3 separate regions of the Homo sapiens genome follow, and all the other regions are linked to region 1. The links are chromatin contacts, found by Hi-C or POLR2A ChIA-PET in ENCODE. All regions are on one chromosome and are shown on one strand. The core of a region is the stretch at or near the end of the contact, and the rest is flanking DNA. Distances in the headings are between cores, read along the strand shown.

Region 1 (2,700 bases), core at 169-2,668:
TCAGGGAATGGAGGAGGAAGGCAGGGCTGTGCAAAAATGGAGTTTTGCAACCCAGAGATCCCTGTTGATTATAGATCCATAAACTCAGACAAGTCACTTAAGAATAAAGTCAGTGCCAGTTGATGACTGCTGCCCCAGAATAATTGTAAATAGTGCTTCCTTACTCTAAAATATCCCAGTTTGGGTTCTGTATTAATACATGGGTACTCTATGACAAACATCATTTACAAAAAAGTAATCTTCTGATTTTTTTTAATGTCTGTTTGTAGAAACACAATATAGATAGCCATAATATAGGCTCTGTTCAGTAAAGAATCAGTTCTGATAAATTGGCAATGAGAGATAGAGTATTATGAGAGGCAATGAGAGGCAGAGTATATGTTGACTCTTTAAAAATTGCTATCTTGATTTCTTCATTTTTGTGTGGGCAGTGGTGATGGCAGCAGGATGGGTGGTATGTGTGCGTGTGGAGGAAATTGTTAATACCTCTTAAAAGGCCTTTAGAAGGTCTTCTAAGTAAAGACGTCATACAATGTAGTATTATTATAACTTGTTGGAATTGATTTAAAAGGCTTAACAAGCAATAATATAGAGTCATTTGAAAAGTCTATGAGCAGAAGAACGACCAGGGACATGGGTGGAGTGGGTAAATTTCTGAATGGCAGTCAGATCACCTCTTCTGTCTAGGAAGAACATAGAACTGATCTGTGTGGGACAAAAAGCACTTGCATAATGAAGCCAAAACCCAATAGGAAAATCAGGACACCACAAGGAGCTCAAAGTTTTGTTTTGCTTTTGTTCTTTAATCAAGGGAGTGGCAGCTAGTTTGATGGAAGCATTTTTGTGTTAGAACATTGTGGCAAGGGAGAGAAACCTTAATTTCTGTAATTCTTTACCAAGAACTCCTTGCTTTGTCTTTAAAAGTGGGTTAAGCTAATTGTCTTGCCAGGGATTATTGGAGAGAGTCAATGGTGGGTGTGTTAAGAGCCTGGAAGCAAAATGTGAGTACTGTCCCCGGAAGGAGAGAGGTGGGATAACCACTGGGCTGCTTCAGGGTCTTGCTGCAATCTCTTTAACATCCACAGGTCATTCCGAAAATCAGAGTCAGCATGCAGCATGGAAACCACTTCACAACACTTGTTTTATTTCCCCTTTTTTTGGTCCATTGCTGAAAAATGCATGAAAATCTTGTAAACTATAATGTAAGAGGGCCCCAAATCATGGTGATTTTGTACCTCTTAATTCAAGAGGTAAGAGTGAGCCCAACAAGGGCAGCTCGAGAGTGGAAGGCGGGAGGCCCCATTTATTTTCTTGTAATGGCTCCAGCCTAAGTTGCCTTTTATCCACTTAGGCCCACACGATAAGTTCACTCTGGAAATCTCTTCAGCGTGGCTGCGTGCAGATGTAATCGGACCTGCTCTGGGTCGTCCTAATTGCAAACACATTTCTCTCCCTCTGCGGCCATTCCTAAGCAGGCAGTGGTCAGAGCCTTGCCAGGGTTTTCTGGCATCTTCTTCCTGCTTTGTTTCCAAATCTGCATTTTTCTTTGAGAAAAGACGTATGAGAGATTATAAACAGGATAATTATATGGCAATATGATTTTCAATGCACGCTTTCCTTGCAGATTATTTTGAATGTGTAGGGGTTTGTTTTGGTGTGTTTTTTTCCCTCTCTGCCTGTGAGTCAGGGAGATAAAATGTTGTTTTGAAAGTGCAGTATATGGATCCACTAGAAACCTCCTACAATGTTGTTTAGACAAATGGTGAAAGATTATTCAGGGATGAAGCAAACAAAAAGGAGAAAAGGGAGGAAAGAGTAGGCACACAGGTCTCTGTCATTTGGCTCCCATCACTGAGGGTGTGGGGTCTGTCCCTGTTCTCCATTCTAGAACAGCATGGAGAAGGAAAGAAAACTGTTCATAATTACAGCTACAAATTCAGAGTATTACTACAAAGCTATCGATTCTGAAAGGACAGTGTTCTGGTTGAGGAGGTTGAATGTGATTCTTTGAAAGAACACATCCTTCTGTGCTACCCCTATGCTTCATTAAATTTTCCACCGCAGTTTGTAAAATCAGATGGCCCTGAATCTGAAGATGGGATGGGGTAATGTTAAACACATGCTCATCCTTCAAGTCGCATGCATAGACACAGCACATTTATTTATTTTTGGTGCATAAAATCATATAATTTGTGTCTATTTGAGGTAAGGGGTACATCAGGGCCCACACTGATGGCCACACAGGTTGCTTGGCACAGCTCCAGGCATGCGGACTATGGTGTGTAATTGCTGCCCCTGGAGCTCCACAGCAAGAAAGCCCCAGGACAGTACTGTTTCTCATTGACATTTTGTCTCCTATGCCTAGCATGCTTCCTCCAGTGGCACATACCAGGTAGTCATTCAGTTTTGTTGGATATATTGCCAATGTGCTTCCAGAAGATTGAACTTGTTAATAATCAAAGTATAGCCAGGTGTGGTTACATGTGCCTGTAGTCTCAGCTACTAGGGATGCTGAGGTGGGAGGATCCCTTGAGCCCAGTAGTTCAAGGCTGCAGTGAGCTTTGATTGTGCCACTGTACTCCACCCTGAGTGACAGAACAAGACAAAAGAAAGAAATAAAATAAAGATCAAAGTACTACTGTAAAACAAACTATTGATTCCTTCTCCCAACAGCTAGAGATGCAGGGATAAAGAAAGCTC
Region 2 (2,700 bases), core at 140-2,639, 630 kb before region 1:
TTTTGAATTATGGCTCCTCCTCTTGTTTTCAAATGAAGAAAAATTCTCAGGAGAGGGACACTTCTGGTTCAGAAGGTCTAAACACTTGGGGACTGGCCTGTTATCCATGGGATTTGAATCTGAGAGATTTAAGGAGCTGGCTAGAGTTGCTGCCTTGGCTTCTTACAGAATGAAGAAATGTTGAAGTTATAGTTAAGGATAAAGTTACTGGTCAATGTCTTTTAGAAAACTGTTACACAATAACACCTACAACTTCTACCCAAGAGCCTTGTGCTTTAATAAAATCTTACTCCACTATTTACTCCTCACTGGCAGAACCTGATCGTGAAAGGGTGTAAAATGTTGATTTGTGAGGCTGGCTGTAGGCTGGGTGTGATCGATGGTGATAATTGTTGTAAGGCAGCCTCACCATAAGCCTGGTGTGGGGACTAGAACACTGGCACATCTCAGGTTGTGGGCCCCTGTCACTTTTTAAAAACTAGTCTTCTCCTCCTCAGTAGGAATGAATTTGAATTCTGGATCTGCAAGACCGCCCTTGCCCCACTGGCCACCTAGGCCTGTTCCAGCGCTTTTGCTGTCACGACAACAATTCTTCTTAAGAGTATAGCCCTTGAAAGGTACAGCTCATGATGCTGTGTGAGTTCAGATCCAGTTCTGTTTTATGTACCGGGTGAGGGAGATATGACTGCACATCCTGAAGGTACCAGGGACATTCCACATGTCTTCAAGTATTTCTTTTGTCCTAGAGCTACCAAAATTTTCTGTTTTTACAGGGTAACAATGCTTAAGAGAAATATTAAGGGAACAAAATGGGCAATAAAAACCTTTGAAAAATCTCCAGGCCTTTTACTAGATTCATAATTTTCCCTCTAAACATTATCTTTTCTGCTACCTGGCATAGGACAATGCCCTCATAATATCACTATACACACAGAGTTATGAAATGTGGGCAAGAGCGGTTTTCAAGCCCCACTGGACACATAACCAATTGGAAAAGTCAGAGTAACACAGAAAGCAGATGTAAAACAAGCTGAAGCCTTTGAAGGGAGTCTGCCAGCAGACACATATGCACTTCATTGAGGCTCCTCTGTGACAAGATGAAGCTGTGAGCGATGTGGCAGAATGATAACAGTGCAACACTGAGAATCTAACAGGCATTCCCTGCCCTTAGCACACAGGGACTTATTCACACTCCATTAATGTCATGGAGAGGTTCAGAAAGCGAGATGGGAAATCATACTGTCTCCTGCAGCACTGAACACACAGTTAGCCTTTGTCTTTGAGAGGTGGTGGTGGTGGCGAGGGGGAGAGGTGTTTGTGCAGGGAGTCAGGGCGCCAGAGCTGTTCTCAGCTCTAGGATAGTTCCAGCTCACATGCCATACGCATTAGTCTTCTCAAAGACTGTACTCTCTTCCAGGAAGGTCCTAGAAGAGCATTTTTAGACAAATCACTGAATCATGATCATGTGTTTCAGTGTTTTTGCCTGAGGCATGTCTCCTAATTTGGACACTGGTTCTAGATAACTAAAACTTCCCATCTCTGTTTCTAACATTCATTGTGTAGAAAACTGCCACCATACTATTTCTGCATAATGGAATTTTTATCAAGCAAGTATTAAGTGGTTGTGGAAAAACTCGATGGAATTCACCTAGCTGTGTCATGAAGAAGCCATGGGTTCTTTTACCCTGGTTGGGGACATTCCATGTAAATCTGACTTAATACAAACAAGCCACCTCCAATATTTCAGGAAAAAATGCAGGACTGGGTGGGGAAAGACAGAAGGAAAGGCCACATAAGCAATTATTTTTTCCCCCAACAAACTATAATATACATTTAAAGAAACATCTGCTATAAGAAAAGATAAAGCCTCTTTTAAAATATAGTGACATCAGACACAAAAGCACAAGATTTTAAAAGAGCATTTCAGAAAGCAGACGGCACTAGAAATTGTGATGTGGTACATTAGATTTTTACAAAACTGTAACCATGTGCTTTATTATGTGCCATGCCCCAGGCCAGAGTGGAACATGGCTGGCATGAGGGACCCAGCCATGCCACTCGGGTATGGAAAGAATATGGTGGCAGGAGGGCAGGCAGTGTAGAAGTGACAGCTCATGTGCATAGCTGACTTCCTCCTGCTTAGTCATCTAGAGACTTCCTTAAGAGTGTCACAGCTAGGATGAGTTCATTGTTCAGTTTGTTCATTTTGAGAAAGTATCTTTCGGGAATTGTGTCTAACGTGGGTTTCTTTTCTGTACTTGGCTCCAATGTCATGGGCAAACTGCCAGCCATGCAAGAATCCAAGTATTCTGACAGGAATCATCCCAGATAATTCTGCTTACGCCAGCTAAACAACTTGCATCATTAAATAAACCGTCTTCTGACTGTATTTATGAAATGTTATGTCTACCTATCAATGAGACTACATTATGCAAACATTCAAGTGGAGGCTCATTCAACTGACCCCTGCCTGACAATATTTTTGTTTTTTATCTGGTTCTTCTGATAATAATCATATGCCCTCCACAGAGAAACTGATGCTATGGAGTAACCATTCAGGGGATATAAAGAAAGAACAGTATCTAATACACAAACTGGTACTCAAAAGAATTCTGAAGTCACCATGTATACAAGAAAAAAAAAAAAAAGAAAAAAGAAGTCTAGAGAAGTTGAAAACTCTTTCACATTCTTTGTGGGTTT
Region 3 (2,700 bases), core at 165-2,664, 670 kb before region 1:
TCTTGATATTGGGAACACAAAAATCAACATTAAGTCCCTTCAATAAGAACTCCACAGCCTAATAGGAGGGTTCAAAGTGTGTGTGTGTGTGTGTGTGTGTGTGTGTGTGTAGAGAGAGAGAGATATACAAAAACTAAGAGTGTGTAACTGCCCAGGGAGCACCATAGATGAAGGAACTAACCATACATATGCACATAAGTTGAGTGAGGAGTCAGGGAAAACGCCATCAGAAAGTGATGCTCAACTGGATTCTTGAAGAAAAGGAGAAGATTCCACTAGGCAGATCTGGAGACATGAAAAAGCACTATGGGTTTGGGGAACAATAAATACTTAGTTTGGCCAAAGCATAGGGTATATTGATGTGAGGAGGGAAAGATGGTATGGAGGGAATAATGAGAGATGAGGCTGGAAAAGTGGGCAGGAGTTTCTGGATCTCAAATAATCTTGAATAGCAGTCTAGGTGCTGTAGGTGTTAGATTGTGTTCTCCAAAGTTCTTGTGTTGGAAAGTTGATCACCATTGTAACAGCACTAAGAGGTGGGACCTTTTAGAAGGGATCAGGCCATGAGGGCTCTACCCTCGTGAATGGATTAACACCATTATCATGGGAGGGGTTCATTGTAAAAGGATAAGTTGAGCTCTCTTTTTCCTCTGTCTCACCCTGTCTTGTTCTTCCACCTTCTATCATGGGATGATGGAGCAAGAAGGCCCTCACAAGATGCTGGCCCCTGATCTTGCATTTCCCAGCCTCCAGAACTGTAAGCTGACAAATTTCTGTTCATTACAAATAACTCAGTCTGTGGTATTCTGTTATAGAAGCACAGAACAGACTAAGACGGTAGGGAATTCAAAATTTATCCTGTATATGATAGGGAACCAGTGAAAAATTTTAAACAGAAGAGAAATGCATTCTGATTTGTCATTTTGAAAGATAACCAATGGTAGAACGTTGGTGAATTGGAGGGAGGGGGATCGCCTGGAAAGTTAGTGTAGCAGTCTAGGCAAATGTGGATGAACTATAATGCCAGTGGACATGAAAGAGGAAAGGATCAATGGCAGATCCAGGTGAAGGAGGAGGACAAATAAACCTGAGGTTTCCTGCTCAGGCACTTGGTTGAAGTAACCTGATGTAGCAGAGCTGTATGTATGGGTGAGCTTTGTGTTATTAAACAAAATAATCATTTTAATATTACAATTTGACATATCTATCAACCTCCTATGGGGCTCCCCAAAGAGGTAGGATATTTCAAAGGAGAGAAGCAGTCAGGGCATAGAGTAGATAATGGTTCAGAATGGCTAAGTACAAAGCTGAATGCCAGTAGTGTGAAGGACAGTCAAGGGCCTTCTTTTGGGAACTCCAACCTAAAATAGCAGTCTGGGCTGGCCTGCCTGGATTGGCAGGCCCATGCACTGTGGCCAGGTTGGGGTGCCATGCCTGTGAGCAGGCTGGCTGGATCCCCAGATGACCTTGGCCTGTAGTTAGCTCTTATAACTACATCTTGGGTGTGGCTGATTTCCAAAGTAGCAGCAATGGCAGCTGACAGCTTTGGAAGTGTTTATTTTCTGTAAAGAAAAAATGCCCATAAGAAATACACCTCCCAAGTGGTTGTTCCTCCTGGTTTGATTAAGAGCTTCTGTGGCTGAGAATATGCCTATGGTTTTTGTAAAGCCATTAAAAAATTAATCGCTTTTTTCTTAAGTCAAAATGCCTTGAATCTCTTAGGTAATTTAGAAGAATCAGTGTAAGTTCTAACCCTGGGAAATATGTCAAAGAAATGCCTGCTTGCACGCTTTAGTTCATGAGAGTATCTTTTCCCCTTCTGCATATCACAATAAAAGTAAATTCCAATACAAGGATTCAAAGGCAGAGAAGGAACCTAACCCTAACAATCAGATTAGAAATAAATGCCCTCTTTGAGGATCTGAAGTTGGAATACAAGATTCCACTAAGTTTGAGGCTCTCTGATTAAAAATTCTTGCTGTCACCTACAGCTCACAAGGCCAAAACATCTGGTGCTAAATTTGCTTTAGTGTATGGTAAATGGGGAAAACATTGAGAGATTGCAGAAATAGGATTTTGTTTGTAAATTGAACTTTAGCTATTGTACTTCATCCAGGGAACACTAGAGGGAGTATGTCAGATAGAGGAAAAAGATTACAATGGGAATAAATGGGGAATGAAGAAAGGAGAACTCTAAAGAGGAAGGCGTTTTTGCATATCACTAAGGCACAAAATTTTCCTCAGGCAGATACCAATATTTGTATTATGACCAAGTGACTTTATATTCAAAACCCTGTATTAAAAAACTTTATGATCTTCTGAGCCTGTTCAGAATCTAAAATAGGAGAGGAAAACTATTACTCTCTGACCAGAATCTGTATTCTGTCCATTTCAGGCATTTTATGAGCCAATACAATACAGCTCTACCTGTGATTTTTTAATTTTAGAGGGTACATTATTTGGATGAATAATCTTTCACAGATATTGGATTTTTTTTTTCTTTACAGTACTAGTGGTCATACTTCCAAAAGTTCTCATGGTGAATAGTAATGATACCAGGCATTTTCAGACACTTGTAAGAATAAAATATGCTCTTCATAGATAACCTGAATTGGAAGCCCTTTTCTCTCCATTTTCTCCATAATTCTCAGGTATTAGTTCTACACTAAAACACCATTTTACAATCCAGAGATACTGAAG

Evidence for each region. Hi-C counts contacts between places; a loop is a spot of excess contacts on that map. ChIA-PET counts read pairs that join two places held with the same protein, here RNA polymerase II (POLR2A). Pooled maps may share reads with other maps.
Region 2: a loop to region 1 is called in a pooled map, with 5 times the contacts of the local background. The contact joins two enhancer-like sites. A Hi-C loop is called at or near these places in 6 of 50 pooled maps. POLR2A ChIA-PET finds 5 or more read pairs at or near these places in 2 of 52 experiments (activated T-cell and activated naive CD4-positive, alpha-beta T cell).
Region 3: a map of CD4-positive, alpha-beta memory T cell shows a loop between it and region 1 (24-fold over the local background). The contact joins two enhancer-like sites. A Hi-C loop is called at or near these places in 6 of 168 maps with a recorded cell type or tissue (CD4-positive, alpha-beta T cell, CD4-positive, alpha-beta memory T cell, CD8-positive, alpha-beta T cell and 2 more), 1 of 37 single-sample maps with no recorded cell type and 15 of 50 pooled maps.

The regions. Positions count from the first base shown.
Region 1 is chr2:160,919,498-160,922,197 of GRCh38, forward strand. No RefSeq gene overlaps it. Among named protein-coding and RNA genes, the nearest start is that of TANK-AS1, 240 kb to the right of the region's middle. Within about 2 kb of position 1,419, at least 9 of the 41 ENCODE cell types and tissues checked have a DNase peak (open chromatin) inside an H3K27ac peak, as active enhancers do.
Region 2 is chr2:160,292,387-160,295,086 of GRCh38, forward strand. The region is part of intron 6 of RBMS1 (RNA binding motif single stranded interacting protein 1); the gene reads right to left. Among named protein-coding and RNA genes, the nearest start is that of LINC02478, 22 kb to the left of the region's middle. Within about 2 kb of position 1,390, at least 17 of the 41 ENCODE cell types and tissues checked have a DNase peak (open chromatin) inside an H3K27ac peak, as active enhancers do.
Region 3 is chr2:160,250,342-160,253,041 of GRCh38, forward strand. No RefSeq gene overlaps it. Among named protein-coding and RNA genes, the nearest start is that of LINC02478, 20 kb to the right of the region's middle. Within about 2 kb of position 1,415, at least 7 of the 41 ENCODE cell types and tissues checked have a DNase peak (open chromatin) inside an H3K27ac peak, as active enhancers do.